2 separate regions of the Homo sapiens genome follow, and region 1 is linked to region 2. A link is a contact called in ENCODE Hi-C or POLR2A ChIA-PET data. All regions are on one chromosome and are shown on one strand. Each heading gives the region's core, a stretch centred on a gene start or an enhancer-like site at or near the end of the contact. The rest is flanking DNA. Distances are from core to core; before and after follow the strand shown. Region 1 overlaps FAM20C (FAM20C golgi associated secretory pathway kinase). Region 2 holds the start of LINC03015 (long intergenic non-protein coding RNA 3015).

The links. A loop is a pair of places that touch in the nucleus more often than their neighbours do. ChIA-PET counts read pairs that join two places held with the same protein, here RNA polymerase II (POLR2A). Pooled maps may share reads with other maps.
Region 1: a loop to region 2 is called in a map of ascending aorta, with 10 times the contacts of the local background. The contact joins the enhancer-like site here to the promoter of LINC03015 in region 2. A Hi-C loop is called at or near these places in 5 of 168 maps with a recorded cell type or tissue (aorta, ascending aorta, cardiac septum and 2 more) and 16 of 50 pooled maps. POLR2A ChIA-PET finds 5 or more read pairs at or near these places in 2 of 52 experiments (H1 and PC-9).

What each region holds. Positions count from the first base shown.
Region 1 is chr7:228,162-230,861 of GRCh38, reverse strand. All of the region lies in intron 3 of FAM20C (FAM20C golgi associated secretory pathway kinase), which reads right to left. Among named protein-coding and RNA genes, the nearest start is that of FAM20C, 37 kb to the right of the region's middle. Within about 2 kb of position 1,406, at least 15 of the 41 ENCODE cell types and tissues checked have a DNase peak (open chromatin) inside an H3K27ac peak, as active enhancers do; they include ascending aorta and gastrocnemius medialis, where a contact is called at or near this core.
Region 2 is chr7:148,166-150,910 of GRCh38, reverse strand. It overlaps LINC03015 (long intergenic non-protein coding RNA 3015), which reads left to right and starts at 1,473. Exons shown (of 3, transcript NR_134325.1): 1 at 1,473-1,582; 2 at 2,293-2,379. LINC03014 (long intergenic non-protein coding RNA 3014) reads right to left here and starts at 1,193. Exons shown (of 2, transcript NR_108065.1): 1 at 779-1,193. RefSeq lists an enhancer at 1,448-1,742.

The sequences.
Region 1 (2,700 bases), core at 157-2,656, 80 kb before region 2:
TATTGAGAGCAGTAAACACACAGGACTCTTCCCTTCATTAACCGATAGGTATTATTCAGTATATTATTGAGAGCAGTAAACACACAGGAATTTTCCCTTCATTTACCAATAGGTATTATTCAGTATATTACTGAGGGCAGTAAACACACAGGACTTTCCATGTGCCAGGCTCTATCCTCAGAGCTTTCTGTATCGCGACTCATCTAATACCAGGCTCTATGGGGCAGGCGTTTTTCCACCGATTTTACAGATGGGAACACTGAATCGGGGAGACACCAAGGACCTGTCTGAGGTGGCCGGCCAGGGTGAGGCATGTGGACCAGACGGCCCGGCCACCCTCCATCCACCCACGGCCCCACAGGAGCCTCGTGAAGGGCTCCTGGTGTTCCGAACGCCGGGACACAGAGGTCCAGCCACGAGGCTCTGCTGTAATAAATAACCACAGACAGGGGCACTTTAAGCCACGGGGATCTGTTCCCCCCCCCCCCCACCCCGTCCTGGGGACAAGAAATGCAAGGCTGAGCTGTGGGCAGGGCTGAGCTCCCCGTGGAGACTCTAGGGAGGATCCTTCTTGCCTCTCCCAGCTCTGGGGGCTCCAGGAGCTCCTGGGCTTGTTACTGCAGCCCTGCATCCCCTTCCCTTGGCCTCCTCCTCTGCGTTTAATCTCCCTCCACCTCCCTCTTATGAGGACAGGGGATTGCATTTTGGGCCCAGGGAAAGTCCTCATCTCGAAGTCTTTAATTTAACCACACCTCCAAAGACCGCTTTTCCAAAGAAGGTGACATTTACAGGTTCCACGGCCGGGGCCCGAGATACTCGGGGCACCTTCCAGAGGGTCGCGGAAGCGGAAGCTGGTCCTTCCCCATCCCCCTACCCCATCTTTCTATCCCATTTCTCTTGGATTCCCTTCTCCAGGGCCAAACTCAGGGAGGCCCAAAACTAGATAAGACAGACACTTTCTTATTCCTCCAAACACACTAGATCCCTGACTCACTAAATGAAGGCACGGAGGCAAAAATTAGCCTTTCTATCTTGGGTAATCTTCTCATCACTCACACAGCAGAAAACCACCACCTGTCATTAGCGAGATATATTAAGCTGTTTAATACCAGGCTTTCAGCCGGCAGAGCTCTGGAAGGTGCGGGGCTCTCCCTGGCAGTGACTCCGGCACGACCTTTTGGTCCCCGAGTTCGCGGTCCACGCTTCCTGCCCATTTCTGCGTCACTTGTTCCAGCCCCGTGGGGTAGGTGTTTGGCAAAACGCGGCCGTCTTATTTAAAACCCCTGGCACCTTGCTCATCCCCCATCTGTCATTCTCACGATGTGCCACCGCTGTGGTCTGGACTGTTTGCGTGAGGACGGCGAGCTCTCCAGCCACAGGGCTGCAGGCAGGAGGGGCCCCATTGGGCTCGGCCAGGACCTGGACCAGCTGCAGCCAAGGCCTTCCCGCTCAACACAGGAGGTCTTTTTCAGCGGCCATGTGTGAGTCAGGAGAACTGGGAATGAGAATGGCACAGGGCCCAGGAAGGACCGGAGGGCGGCGATGTGCGGAATTATTTATACACCAGCCAGAACACATTGCAGCAAAGTTCCCAGAAAATGCATTCCTCACAGAAAAGGGGGCTGCCTCATTGCACGTGGAAGGAAACTCACTTCCCACACATCGGAGCCCAGACAATCCGCCTATTTCACACAAACCCGGAGGTGCTGAAGGTTATGACGAGACCTCATCTGGACGTGAAGGGCCCCTCCTGGGTGGGACATTTCCCTGCTTCTGGTCCTAGAGTGGCCCCCGTGGGGCTGACAGGGAGGCATCTTGGTGGTGGGGGGGTGGGGTGCGTGGGTGGGGCAGGGTGTGGCCCGACTACGGGTCCTGGTGTCGCTACTCACCCTGGCTGTGATCCCCATCCATGAACAAGATGCCTGGTGGGCGGTCTTGGAAGGGGCTCCCAGTGCTGAGTTTGAGGAGGAGGAATCCCCAGCGTGGGACCCTCCAGCCAGCATGCAGTTGTTACAGGTCAGGACTACAAACACGTTGAGGAGGCTGCCCGGGACCCCACTCATGCCGTCAGCAGGAGCCGTGAGAGTCGTGGCGTCTGTTCAGTCAGGTCACTCTTGGTGGAGGATGTGGGATGGACCCACAGGTGCCGTGGAGGCTGGCAGCTGTGCTGAGATGCTAAGGACCTCAGCTCCAGGCACCAGTTGTCCAAACCTGAGCTTCTTGTTGGGACAGGTCATTCCCCTGGCTCACACCGGCTCTGTGGAAACGCTGCCCTCAGAGGAGAGCTGGGGGTGTAGGCAGCGGGCGTCTCCCCTTCCACCCTCCACAGCCCCCATGGCAGTGTCAGCCTCTCACAGGGGAGGGACAGGGACACGGACCTGGCTTGTTGACCCCACACTGAGCCGTGACACCAGCCCCCTGGGTGGCCAGTCTTGGGGGTCTCCTCAACCCAGCAGAGGGGCCTGAGTCCTCACAGTCTGAGACAGCCACACTGACAAGAGCCCCTGTGATCTAAGGACTAGAGATTTCCAAGCTTTTCCAATGAACCTGCCTTCTTCGGAACCCATGGGGACAGGCAGCACTGAGCCAAGACCCTGCCCAGGGCAGGGGTCGCCTACTGACCTATCTTTTATTTTCTCAGAATTTCTCTGATTGGCCACGGGCCTCATCACAACCATGCCAGGCGGATGGCTTTCCCCC
Region 2 (2,745 bases), core at 224-2,723:
CAAGAATCCTGCTGAGTCGGTTTAGTGAAAATCGTCTACTCTTGGTCCCTGATCAAAGTCCTCAACTCCCACCCTCGGTCTGTGACCACACTGCCTGCCTTTTCAGCAAAAATCCTGTCTATGCAGCTAGAACCCGCCTTGCCCCTGACCCTTCCTCTTAGTAATTTTCTCTCCACTCCCGACCCTACGCCTGGGCTGTCAATTCCCACTTTTTCTATCTGGAGTTGAGCCGGATCTGCCTCCCCTAACCCAACATCTCGCTTTAGCAGCCCCCCCACCTTGAATAAAAGCAGCCTTGCCCTCTTTAACAATTAATAAGCACAGACTGGGACAGGACATCCCCCTCCATCCCAGCGCCCATGCACCCTCAGCCACGGTCCTCAGACCTCAAGAAACCCAGCGGGTGACAAGCTTGGGTGTCAGCGGGGCTGGGATTGCTGCTGGGGGCACAGGAGCTCGGGAGCACTTTGCAGGTGAGCAGGGCCTGGACAGGGGCTTCTCTGCAGCCCACCCCTGGGGAGGACTCCGGGCCCTCGCCCTGGACGGCAGAGCTCGTTTTGCTGTTGCCCTACTGTCTCCGCGACCTTGGGGGTTCACTTAGCACCCCCAGGCCAACACCTGGCCTCTCCATGCACCAACACCTGGCCTCTCCTTCCCTGGCCTGCCGCCCTGCCTGTGTCTGGACTGTGGTTCACCGAGTGTGCACGTGGGCCTCGGAGGCTGCCCTATAGAGCCCAAAGTCCCAGGGAGGAGCAAAGGGGACCAAGTGCACACTCACCCAGCTTCCTCTGCCCGGCAACGTCCCTGCCCCCATCTCCCCTCCACCGCCACCAGGGCCTGCATCCCCATCTGCAAAGGGGACAGGGTGCCCACGCCTTCTGAAGCACGCGCTCTCCAGGCCGCTCTCCGGGCGTCACCCCGCCCTGCTCCCCTCGCCCCTGCACAGCCCGAGTCCAGCCTGGTCGCTGCCATCAGGACGATCAGGACCGACCGCCACCATCAGTGGGGACCGGCCAGGGCGGTTAGGCCCGGTCCGGGGCCCCAGGTCCCGCGTCCCCGCCGAGGCCAGGCAGGGAGGCCTGGCTGCCCCGGGCTTTAGAACCAAAATAAGCCCCGAAATGATTGGCGGCGCCCATGCGCCAGGAGAAAACCTAAAGGACGAACGTTCCCGAGTACATATAAGGACGATTAATATTTATTGCACAACTTTTTTTTTTACTTCCTTGTTAAAGAGGAAAACCTTACGCTAAAAATAAAACGACTAGGAGCCCTTGTGCCTGCGTGGGTGGCGCTCGCGCCTTTAAACCTGAAGCCACAGGGGCTCAGCCCCCCACCCGCGCAGGGCGGCTCCTGCGCATGCGTAAACAGAAGGGGTCGGGGCGCGGCCCAAGACGACGCCAAGGGAGCGGACGGGCGGGGAGGAGGTGGCCTCTGCGCAGGCGCAGAGAGGAGCGAGCGACTCCTGCGCAAGCGCAGAGTGAAGGGCCGGGAACAGTGGAGGGTGCGAGGAAGACAATGGGGGAGGACCCTGAGGCGGCCTCTGTGAGCCGACAGGAACACGTGGTCGATCAGAGAGAGACTCGTAAGTGCACGGAGCTGATGAGGTGACTATGGCGTTGCGCAGGCGTCCTGTAGAGGCGGGTTGTCATCGGCGCAGGCGCGGTGTGGAGGAAGCCCCGGCGCCGGCGCAATGAGGAGGCGGCCGGACTCGGCGCTGGCGCAGTGTGGAGGAGGCTCCGGCGCAGGCGCAGACGCAGGGCGGGCAATGGCCGCCTGGGTCTCTCGGGCAGCCCTGCCCACCTCTCTCGCGTCTCCTGGTCTTGGCCTGCGGCTCTCTTTCTGGCAGGTGCCGCGGCGTCTCCTGCGGGCCTGACCGTGTTCTCCCGCCTAGCCAGGCTCTTCTGCGCTCCTTTTTTGTTGAGATTTTTCCATCCCCTGCACAGGAAGTGTCCTTTAATTACTCCAGTGTTTTTTTAGTTACTTTTTAAGAAACATTTTGGACTTTTCGATACAGAATAGTGTCAAAAAAAAAATTTAACCTTCTTCAGGTTATATTTTAGTGAATGATATTAATATATGTTCCAAAGTTGTATGGGATTTCTAAAATTCTAATTTTTCTGAGTATATGCTACCGATCATAATTATGGTTATGTTGTTGTTATAACCAAATTTCTTTGTCAATTGTGTCTTTTTGAGTATTTAAAGTCATTTCCGCAGTTAATTGCTTCATGCTGATGTAGTTTCTGAAAACTTCACAAGCACACAAAAATCCTAGAACATGGTGTCTTTTAGGAGGTTCGTGAACGGATGGGGAGGACCCTGAAAAGCACTGTGGAATACAGGTTTCTAGTAACTTCAAAATCACATCATTTGGACTGGGTAAGAATTGCTGAAACTTTAATGAAAAGACTGACTGGCTTATAAAACTGCTAACCCAAATAGAATAAAAATTAATTGAATACCGAGGAAATGCTTCACCAGGTTTGCATACTTAATCAGCCTATACTGAAATTGTTTAGATATACAATTTGAATGAACTCCATGGTCTAAGTCAAATTACCTGTGATAACCCATCAGTTATCCATGCTATGTGCCCAATTTGGAGAAACAACTGGCACCCAAGAGGACATAAGTCCGATGTTAAGCATGGACTCATGGAGAACCAAGATGGCTGCCTTGTCCTTCGTGAGTCCTTAAAGCTTTTGTTATTAAAAGTTATGCATTCCATGACTCATCCTGGAAAAG